Regions from separate parts of the Homo sapiens genome. Here region 2 is linked to region 1. Evidence: read pairs that join two places in POLR2A ChIA-PET (ENCODE). Cell type or tissue: CD4-positive, alpha-beta T cell. All regions are shown on one strand. Links, peaks and the distances in the headings refer to the core of each region. The heading gives the core; the rest is flanking DNA. Region 1 overlaps L3MBTL3 (L3MBTL histone methyl-lysine binding protein 3). Region 2 overlaps SAMD3 (sterile alpha motif domain containing 3).

Region 1 (5,269 bases), core at 270-5,269:
GTACGAAATAGGGTCCCAGGCAAAGGGAGGTGGCTGAAATGTCTTTAGAACACGAGGCTCTGTTTCCCGAGGCATACTGTGCACATTTAAACCTACTCTTCCTTACTCTTGGCACTGAACCACCTACTGGAGCCAGAGTCTATTTGCATTTATTTTAGCCTATGTCATAACATGTTAAAACAAAAACCTGGAGTCACTTTTCTTTGCAATTCAAGGAATGCAGTACAAATTTGCTCAAATGAAGCTGCTTTCTTTATTCCTTTTGGATTAAAATCATAGGAGGTGGCATGCTGTGTGGCAGATAACATCAGTTAGCGAGGAAGACTCAGCAAAAGGAAGGAAAGTCTTAATGCGAAGGAGGCAGAGTTGGTACTAGGATTGGAAGAGTATGTATATCTAGGCCTATTTATCGTATCAGGCTTAAAGACATGCAGAGGCAACCACAGACATAAGGGCTTTGGTGTTTTTAGTCATTTCCTTAGAATGGGTTAGTTATTTTTCTAAGGAACAATGTGCGGAACATTAGAAATGAATTGTGACTAATACAGCTTTTAGCAGAAAATAAAATGGAAGAGTAGGTCTGCAGTGATAGAATGAACAGTGCTGAGTGTTAATAGAACATAAACAGTAATAGGATAAAGACTATGGCTTTGGAAAAGACTAATTATATGGCATGCACTCAGGATACAAATTATAAAGTCAGCCCTATGGTATTACTGTAGTGTAGAATTGGAAATCTTACCATTTCATATAAAGCTGTCTTATAAAATATGTACAAATATTGTATTTCAAATAATAGCTAAGCTCTTTAGAATACCTGAGATTAAAAAGATGTTTTTAAGTTACTCCGTATTTTGCTACACAAAAATTCCTTAAATCTGGGCAATTCAAAAAGAAAAAGAGAATAAAAACAAACTTTCTGCTTTATGTATTTGGTTCATAATAGATATTCAATAAAATGGGATGAGGACCTGCACCTTTGAGGTTGATTGGATGAAATGTGGAAAGAGGGATAATGATGGCTTTTTAAAACATATTTGAAGATTTGAAATGTTTCATGTGGAGCAGACACTAGAATTTTTCTGTATAAGCTCAATGAGGTAGTACCAGAACCAGTGGGTGTCAACTCCAGTAAAATAGATTTTTGACTCAGCATAGTGACTTTCTAGCATTCAGAGCAATTCAAATTTTGGATTAGGCTAGTTTAAGAATAAACTTATTAGAAAACTGTAACAGAACAATAAGAAATAAATTTTTTAAAAATTTACCACTTATAACAGCCTCAGGAAACATCTGATACATAGGAATAAATTTAACAAAAGATGTGCAAGATCTCTACCTGAAAATGACAAAATATTAATGAGAGATATTAAAGAAGAGCCAAAGAAATTGAGGGATTTAGCTTCTTCATGGATTGGAAGACTCAATATTGTAAAGAAGTCATTTCTTAACCAAATTTATCTATTGGAAATTTGTCTAGTAGAAATAAGCCCTTTACAAAAGAGCCTCTCTATGTGGACAATAAACATAGGGAAAGATTATCATTAATCATGGAATGCATTTGTAACCATAATGTGATACCACTATACACCCACTAAACGGTTAAAAAGAAAAAGATAGACAATACCAAGCATTGGTGTGGAGGTGAAGCAATTGGAACTGTCATATGCTGTTGGTAGGTATTCTGCAGTTGTTTTGGAAAGCTGACAGGATTTACCAAAGCTTAATGTACACACATGCTGCGACCTCAGAGTTTCACTCTTTGGTATATGTGCAATGGAAACACATACGTACATTCAAGAAATTGTTACCAGGAAAGGGTCGCAGTCCAGACCCCAGGAGAGGATTCTTGGGTCTCGCGCAAGAAAGAATTTGGGGCAAGTCCAGAGAGTGAAGTGAGGATGCAAAAGTGTATTAGGAAAGGAAAGGAATAAAGAATGACTACTCCAAATGGTTGCCCATTTTTGTGGTTATTTCTTGATGATATGCTAAACAGGGGGTGGATTATTTGTGCCTCCCCTTTTTAGACTGTATAGGGTAACTTCCTGATGTTGACATGACAATTGTAAACTGTCCTGGCGCTGGTGAGAGTGTAGCAGTGAGGACGACCAGAGGTCACTTGGTTTTGGTGGGTTTTGTCTGGCTTCTTTACTGCAGTCTGTTTTATCAGCAAGGTCTTTATGACCTGTATCTTGTCCACATCTCCTAGCTCATCCTGTGACTTAGAATGCCTTAACCATCTGGGAATGCAGTTGTCTCAGACCCAGTAGGTATCAGCCTCATTTTACCCAGCTCCTGCTCAAGATGGAGTTGCTCTGGTTCAAACGCCTCTGACAAAATAATCTGTACAAGAATGTTTGTAATAGCACTGTTTGTAATAGCACCAAATTAAAAACAACTCAGATGCTCATTGTTCATGATCTCCAAATAAATTATAGAGTATTCACAGCCACAAAAACCATACAAGAAAGAGAAGGTAACTTCTACTACTCACAACAATGTGGATGAATCTCAGAAACATGCTGTTTAGAGAAAGAAGCCAGATACCCAAGTTTCCATTTTAAATACAATTCAAAAAAGGGTAAATGAATCTATGGTGTTAGTAGTCAAGGAAGTGGTCACCCTTGACAGATGAGGTGCGATTGGAAGGGTGTGCTGGCCACGTTTTGTTTTCAGTCAGGGTGTTGGTTACATGGGTGTGTTCACTTTGTGAAAATTCAGTGAACTTTACACTTAGTGATTTCTGTGTCTTTCTGTAGATCTTAGAGATATAAAAGCAAGGCTTTGTGATAGAATTGAGGTGTCCTTGTAACTGAGCTGGTGTGTGAGCAGAGAGGAAATGTATGGGAGGTGCCTTTCTTCTGAGGTGCTTTGAATACAGAGTTTTCAGAAAAGGTTTCTGTTCTAAAGGACCATAAGGAGACGACGATTGACAGCTCTAAGTCAAGCGTCCAGAGGACAAAAATCCTTTGCTAGAGAATGGCCGTTTTAGGAAAGCAGCCATAAAACTAGCTTTGGGTTCAGAAGCTCTAACATAAATAGAATATTCAGTAGGGTTTTTTTTTTTCTTTCAAGAGATGGGACCTTGTCTTGTTGCCCAGGCTACAGTAAGAATATTTAGTAGTTTTAATTTTGATCTGAACAAGTAAAAAATTACAAAAACATTTGCATTTCTGCTGTTTTATTTTTATTGCAATAATTTCATATCCCTGTCAAAAAATTGAATTGGCTATTTAAAAAATCAGTATGATTAGTAAATAAGAAGTTAAAAAACCAAACCAAGCCCTGAGACAAAAGGAGAGAGAAAGTATGCCAACTGTGAATACATGGTAAGCACAGGTGTTAGACGTGAGATGCAACTTGGCTGTTACCTTTACAACATCCAAAGCAGAAAGGGGAGCAAATAAACAACTTCCTAGAATAAGACTAACTTTCCTTCCCATTAAAACTTTGAGGCACGTTTCTTATCTGAAGCATTAAAGAGACAACGTTGAACAACATAATGAAGCATGTCTTTAGTAATGAGTGCTGTAGCAAATGATATCAGTTGAATTTACAGGTTGTTTTTTATAGTGACCTTCAGTAAAGACAAAGAAGAGCCTATTCAATAGTATAATGCTGAAAGGAACCAATGCTTTAACCACTCCCACCTCCAGTCTCGTTATCTGGGAGATGCACGGCATTTGGGGCTTTCTTGCTGCTTTCAGAGAGTGATTTCCCATTTGTTTTCATTGACCAGGTGCCCGGGAAGAACCCACCGTCCAGCAGGCACAGCGTCGGTCAGCTGTCTTTCTGTCCTTTAAGTCCCCAATTCCATGTCTGCCCTTGCGCTGGGAGCAGCAAAGCAAACTTCTTCCAACTGTCGCAGGAATCCCTGCCAGTAAAGTTTCCAAATGGAGCACAGACGAGGTATATTTTATTTTCTTTGCTGCCCGACACCAGATACAGGATTACTGGCTTAAGAGGTGTGGAACATTGAGCGTAGGTAGCGTTTAGTCTTTTTTTTTCTGAAAGAGAAGAAATTATTGTGAGAGAAATAACTAATGCATATGGGTTAAATGTTTTGAACCTGTAGCATTTAGATTCTGACTGTGTTTTTTAACTGGGAATTTTGATATTGCTTTTGACAGGTGTCAGAATTTATACAGAGCTTACCTGGGTGTGAAGAACATGGAAAGGTATTTAAAGATGAAGTAAGTATTCCACTAAATTGCAATATGTTACTTAATGGGATCAAAGCACTGAAATGCAGTGGAAGGTGAAATGTGTGGAATTGGCAGAGTCAAAAAGAGATGGGGTGTGTTGAAATTGACAAATTGATGTATACTAACAGGCAGTATGAATCAGTTGTATAAAAATGTCTTTGTATAAGATGAGATGCATAAGAATGTTTGTGAGTACCATTTTATGATACCCCACAGCAGTAACACTAGGCTCCTTATAAAAAGAAAACCCACAGAACTTAATAGCATGCATTTATATAGTTTATAGCACAGAGGAAGCCAAAGAAAGAAAGAAGCAACATTTTCTCTTTTTAATAAAGTGAAATTAGTTTCCATTATTTTATTTTCCAGTGTCATTCTAACAACACCATGATTGACTCCATTTGAGGTTTATAATAAGTAATATTAGCATTATGTCTAAAAAAATCCCTTAAGTCATATACATTCCTCAATAATGTTTATAATAAGATATTTATCACAGTCCACTTTTGGAAGATTATTTTATTAGTTGTTTTCAACTCCCTCTCCAAAACTTCAATATAAGGGGTGATTAAGAATGATATCACTTACAGTGAGCACTAGAATAAAAAGGAATCTGGTTTCTAACTTTTAATTCTGTAAGCGTACAGCAGGAGACCCTTTTCAGTAGAGACCTTTAAAAATAAGCCACTTGCCTGTCATCTCCTCCAAGCAAAGCAGTCAATTACCCCTCTGATTTTGGCTGTGTCTACTCCTGCCAGAAGGCAGAAAGTAGACTGAGTAATCTCAGAAGGTGCTCTCCAACATCTGCTGTCTACAGTTACACGCATACACAACTTGTTTGCCCCTATGTGTAAAGCTCAACTGTTAAGAACAGCACACTTTCCATTTCATTGCAGGAGTATAGACACAGCTAACAATCCAGCCACCAGTTGTCAGTGTTGTTATACTGTTAGGTATAATTTATGCGTTAGATGAAAGCTTGTTAAAATGCACAAGGATCTGATTTCCAACATCCTTTTTCTGATTTATGTTCTTATTGTGCAAAGGTTTTATTTTCTCTCTGT
Region 2 (5,507 bases), core at 208-5,207, 56 kb after region 1:
AATAAGGCTGTTTATAAAATTATCAGAACAATGTTCAAGCCTTAAAGTTAGTGACTGACCACTGAGTATGCAAAATGAAGACTCTATAATATTAATAAAGTGTCCAAGTAACAATTAATCAAAGGCACTAGGTAGCTCTTAACCCATTTATAAATAGGATCGATTTGTGGTGGAAGTAAAGAAACAGAGGCAAGCCAAGTAGAAGACAACAGGAAGATTTCCTAAATTGGCCTAAGTAGGTTAATTTTCTGATGACCATGGAACCTTTAGTGGCCCAAGCAACATTCAGATGAATTTTGAAAGACTAGGATTCTTTTAGCATTTTAGGTCATCCTTTATAAGAATGCACGAGCTATAATGTGATATGGAGAATCAAGCACACAGGAGAAAGCACTCTCACATCTATTTTTATGATAAGCTCCCTTTCCTTTTTTCCCCCTTTGGCGGTCCCTACTATATCAGTGGCGAAATTATGTCCTGGCTAAAATAAGCACACCAGTATTTAATACTTGACCCAATACCACAACAGGATATTTCCAGATGTAAGTCTCCGCTGCAGCCCAATCTATTTTCTAGTATGTTTCTCTTTCATTTTGTTCATTCATTCAACCAGTATTTATTAGGGGTCTACTAAATGCGAATTACTCTTTCACAATCCTCATTTTCTTCCATATTCTATTACTTTGTTTCTTTCTCCCATGGCCAAATTACCTCTCCTGTATCTACTGAGACCTAGAAGTATAAAGTAATGGCCAGTTTTGTTGGATGTCTTTTGTGCCTTCCTGGGATTTTTTTTTTTTTTTTTTTTTGAGACGGAGTCTTGCTCTGTCACCCAGGCTGGAGTGCAGTGGTGCAATCTCGGCTCACTGCAACCTCCGCCTCCCGGGTTCAAGCGATTCTCCTGCCTCAGCCTCCTGAGTAGCTGGGACTACAGGCGCATGCCACCGTGCCTGGCTAATTTTTTTTATTTTTAGTATAGACAGTGTTTCACCATGTTGGCCAGGATGGTCTCAATCTCCTGACCTTGTGATCTGCCCACCTTGGCCTCCCAAAGCGCTGGGATTACAGGTGTGAGCCACCGTGCCTGGGCCTTCCTAGCATTTTTTAAAAGCGATGTAACTTGGCAGGTGTTAAGCTGGTTTCAGTAATCTTAGCATCTATTTCCTTTTCCCCAGTGATTTTCAAGTAGCTAAATTAGCTGCCTGCCGGGTCCAGGTTTTTGAAGTTGTTATGTTACTTAGTACCACCTCAACAGATAAGTTCAATGTTCCAGTGTTATAAAATAAAGCTCGTTACACTGTTTGTCTTTTTATTCTACATACTTTCCCTCCTTTTTTTTTTCAGTGTCGGGGCGGAGACTATACTGCATGGTATTATTTCTATCAAACATCCACAATGTAGCTAGACATATAAAGGATCCAAGGAGACAGATACTCCATCTTGCTCTAAATAGAGGTATTAGGAAAGATCAGAAGCATCAAATTTTCATTTTCTTTACATTAAAACAATGTAAGAAGATATTCTGGAATTGACTAAAAACCAACCCATGCCACCTAATACCAGTCAAAATGAGTATTACACACGAAAAGTGACTCATCAGAAATTAAAAATACATTCTAATTTGGAAGCAGATAACTGCAGGCAAAATCATTTCTCATCTGTAAAATTATATTTGCATTGGATTAAAAAAAGCTTTACTGTGAGGTTAAGATTATTCATAATATTTTTATTAAGCTAGAATTGGGCAGAACACCATAATAAGTCAGCCAAAAGTAAGGGCAGGGAGCAGACAGCAGTTCAACCCAAAGGATGGTTATATTACTGTTCCCACCTCAGAACCAGGCTCTTCGACAAAATCAGCACCACAAAGCAACAGATCTCTAACCCAAGGTATCTCAATCCTGGGTGCACAGTAGAATCAACTAGGAAGCTTTTAAAACATGTTAATGCCTACAGTTGGCCCCCGGCTAACTGAATCAGAGTTCACTGCTTACTAAATTCTCAGCTTATGTGTAGAGCTTATATTTGCAATAAAATAAAACTTATAATAAAGTTAAGACAACACATTTGATACTTGGCCATATCATTATTGTATTAGGTGCTAATTTAAAAAATGATTAGATGGCATTTTCATAAAAAAGCTAACTGACTCTCCAACATTTTCTAACTTTAGTAAGAGTGAAAAAATATCCAATTCTTTCCCTGCTTCCAAAGAGCATATGGTATACTCTGATGAGGCTCACACAGGGTAGGAAAGATGGCTCTGTTAAGAACGGGCTCAGGTGAGCACCAGCTCTCTAAGGAACAATCTGAAAGCACAGAAGAACAGCAGTTGGTAGGGAGCAGAAGAAACACAGATGTTACATGAGGGCGGGGACTTTTTGTTTAATCTCCAGTATATATAACATTGCTTAGCAGAGTTGATAACACAGTGATTTTTTGTTGAAAGAATAAACCAGGCATCTGAAAGAAGTAGCTACCTAAGCAGGGCTGAATTTGATGTGGTCTCGGCAAAGATGTGGACACTTCACTGGTCCGTGATTGCATTCATTACCCTGTAGATTCGGCTCCCCATTTATGCTCCAGGCATGTCTTTGAAATCACCTTCATCCTGCTTTTCCCTAACCTCTCTTACCTCAATCTCTTCCCAATCACCTCACCGGGACTGCTTCCTCTAAAGTCAATAATGATTTCCTGATTGACAAATTCAGGGCCTTTGACCATAACTTTTTACAAGAGCTTCATAACTGCATTTAGTGTTATTGACTACTTCCTCACACCCCTTTTCTTCCTTAACTTCCTTGACACTGTTTCATTTTCCTGCTTCTCTTCCAATCTCTCTGACAACTTGTTTATTTGCTGATTTATACCTCCTTTACTTTCTGTGAGAATTTGCACATGGCTTGGTTCCTGCCCCCTTAATCCTCTGTATTGATTTTTGCTTTCTTCCTCAGAGAACTCATCCAGCCCCATGGCCTCAGCTCTGAGCTTTATGTTGATGGATTGTAAATCTATCATCAATAATCTGTTCTCCATGCTCCATCTTAGATCTCCAACAACAACTTGTACATTGTTCATCTCATACTCAACAAATCCAAAATAATTCACAATCTTTAAAAAAACCAAAAAAAAAAAAAAACCAAAAAACAAAAACTAGGCTCTCATTTTCTAGGAACTGAATTGTGTTCCTTTCAAATTCTATATGTTGAAGCCCTAACCTCCAACGTGACTGTACTTGGAGACAGACCTTTATGGAAGTAATTTAGTTAAATGAAATCATAAGGTTGGGCCCTGAGATGACGGGATTGGTATTCTTAAAAGATCTGTATGCCATGTGAGGTCAGAGAGAAAATGTAGCCATCTGCAAGTGAAAAAGAGGGTCCTCAACAGAAATGGAAGAGGTCAGTGCCTTGATCTCAGGCTTACGGCCTCTAGAACCACCAAAAAATAAATTTCTATGTTTAGGTCACCAAGTCTATGGTATTTGTTTGGCAGCCTGTGCGGACTAACACAGAATTCCAATTTCCTTGTTTCTTTTACTGTACCCGTTTCTGTTAGCAACTCAAGCTTAACATCGTGATGTCTTTCACCTTCATTTTTCACTCCTAAGTGTCATGAAATTTTCCCTACATTTTATCTCTGTATTTATTTACTTATTTCCATGGTTCATGCTACTACACTAATCCAAGTATTCGCCACTCAAATGTGGACTGCTTCAGTAGTCTCCTAGCAGAGTTCTGCTGGAATGGCTTAATGAGCTCCCACTGGACCAGCTGTCTCAGAAACATTAACCATAAACATTAAACACATTTTAAAAAAATTAACTGAAAACACTGAAATGTGAAAAACAGAATGCAGGTTTTGAAAAGAAGCCTACACTTAGAACAAGAGGAAGACACTGGGCCTTTGATGAGGTTCCCTTTTCATGGCTTTTGGCCTGAAGGCAGGCCTCATGCTGTGCTGCCAAAACTCTAATAGAAAAACCTGTAGTATTTCTGGACTCAAAGACTTGGGGGCAGGATTTCGGGCAACCCATTATGTGGAAAAGGAGAGGAAAACCCCAGAAAAGAATGAGCTAATGAGGGAAAACTCCACAATCTGTGTATAAACTGTTCAAATCTCTGGATGATCCTGAACTACACATGTGCATAACTGGACTAAAGATAAAAGAACTCAACAGATTTTAACTGACACCAGGAGACTGAGTTTTCCACGTGAGTCCAACCAATTTTGCGGTTTCCTAGAACAAAATGTCAACGCTCTTTGGGCGAACACAACAGATTCAAGAGACTCCACACTGTAACATTCATATTTAATCCAAAATTATGTAACGTACAAAAAAAAAACCCAGAAAATGTAATCCATCCTCAAGAGTAAAGATAATCATTAGAATGTGATGCTAAGATGAACCAGATGTCGGCAAGGATTTTAAAGCGGCCATTCTAACAATGTTCAGTGAATTAAAGGCATATAGGCCAGAATGACTGAAATGATAGGAAAATTTAGCAAAGAAATAGAAATTGTTTAAAAGAAACAAATAGAAATTTAGAAGAAAAAAATACAAAATTTGAAATTAAAAATTGTACTAGATAGGATTAATAGCAGAATGGAGATTTAGGAGGAAATAGTCATTGAATTTGAAGACAGATCAACAGAAATGATCCAATCTGAAAAACACTGGGAAAAGAGATTAAAAAAAAATAAGAAAAGTAGCTCATTTTTTCTAATTGCAGCTCCTCACAATTTATCCCCCTATATAGCCATAAACCCTTCTCCTCTGTGATCCATCATCCAATTTTACATAAACACCGATTTAATCATGTCGGTCAGTGGAGGGGCCAGGTAGAGCTGGCCAATGGCTTCCAGGGCTACTTTTGGAACCAAGACATAGTTGAAGGTCCAAGCAAAATAAGGCAATCTTGCTTGACACTATAATCATGTCCAATTTCAAACACTATTTCTGGTACTGAAACACCACTGGGAACCAATGTAGAATTTAACTTCAAATTTAAAAGTCCCATAGTTTAAAGACCAAGTATATAGAAGACCTGCAAGTCCACATTCAATACTTGACCATACTAGATATCTGCCTTTTGCATGATTTCACATTTTCCAACTGTCATATGCATGATAATCTTCCTGTTTGCCGACAATGTAACCCATATATATATTGAGTGACATGGGTGATTCAGGATTCTTCTACCCCCAACAATTAGACACCGTGAGAGTTTACTATGCAGTGAGAGTTTACTATGTCAGTCTCTTTGACCAATTAACATCTTCAGTATGTGGTCTCCCTGAGAGGAGAGTTACTGCTTCCTATTTCTGAGGACAACTGTGAGCCAGGCCCATCCCTTAATTATCATCCCTTTGGGTTCCTGGGGCTCCCCAGGAAGAGGAAAATAACTATGATTTGTTGACATGTTTGGATATAAACATTCGCATTTGGAAGGAAAACTGAGTCTGTTCTCTGTATTTAAACCCCTTTTGGAGCTATTGAGTGTTTG

The links. ChIA-PET counts read pairs that join two places held together with the same protein. Peaks named below come from ENCODE experiments on the same cell type or tissue, not always from the same donor. Only the 100,000 strongest peaks of a DNase experiment are listed, where the experiment ranks them.
Region 2: POLR2A ChIA-PET joins it to region 1 with 7 read pairs; 6 of 35 experiments call an interaction of 5 or more read pairs at or near these places.

The regions. Positions count from the first base shown.
Region 1 is chr6:130,129,713-130,134,981 of GRCh38, forward strand. It overlaps L3MBTL3 (L3MBTL histone methyl-lysine binding protein 3), which reads left to right. Exons shown (of 23, transcript NM_032438.4): 21 at 3,740-3,909; 22 at 4,131-4,193. Among named protein-coding and RNA genes, the nearest start is that of SAMD3, 91 kb to the right of the region's middle. In CD4-positive, alpha-beta T cell, for the core only: a CTCF peak has its summit at 5,145; a DNase peak (open chromatin) is centred at 2,719; H3K4me3 peaks cover 1,138 bases; H3K27ac peaks cover 3,565 bases.
Region 2 is chr6:130,185,980-130,191,486 of GRCh38, forward strand. All of the region lies in intron 5 of SAMD3 (sterile alpha motif domain containing 3), which reads right to left. Among named protein-coding and RNA genes, the nearest start is that of SAMD3, 34 kb to the right of the region's middle. In CD4-positive, alpha-beta T cell, for the core only: no CTCF peak of the experiment used is centred there; no DNase peak of the experiment used is centred there; H3K27ac peaks cover 575 bases.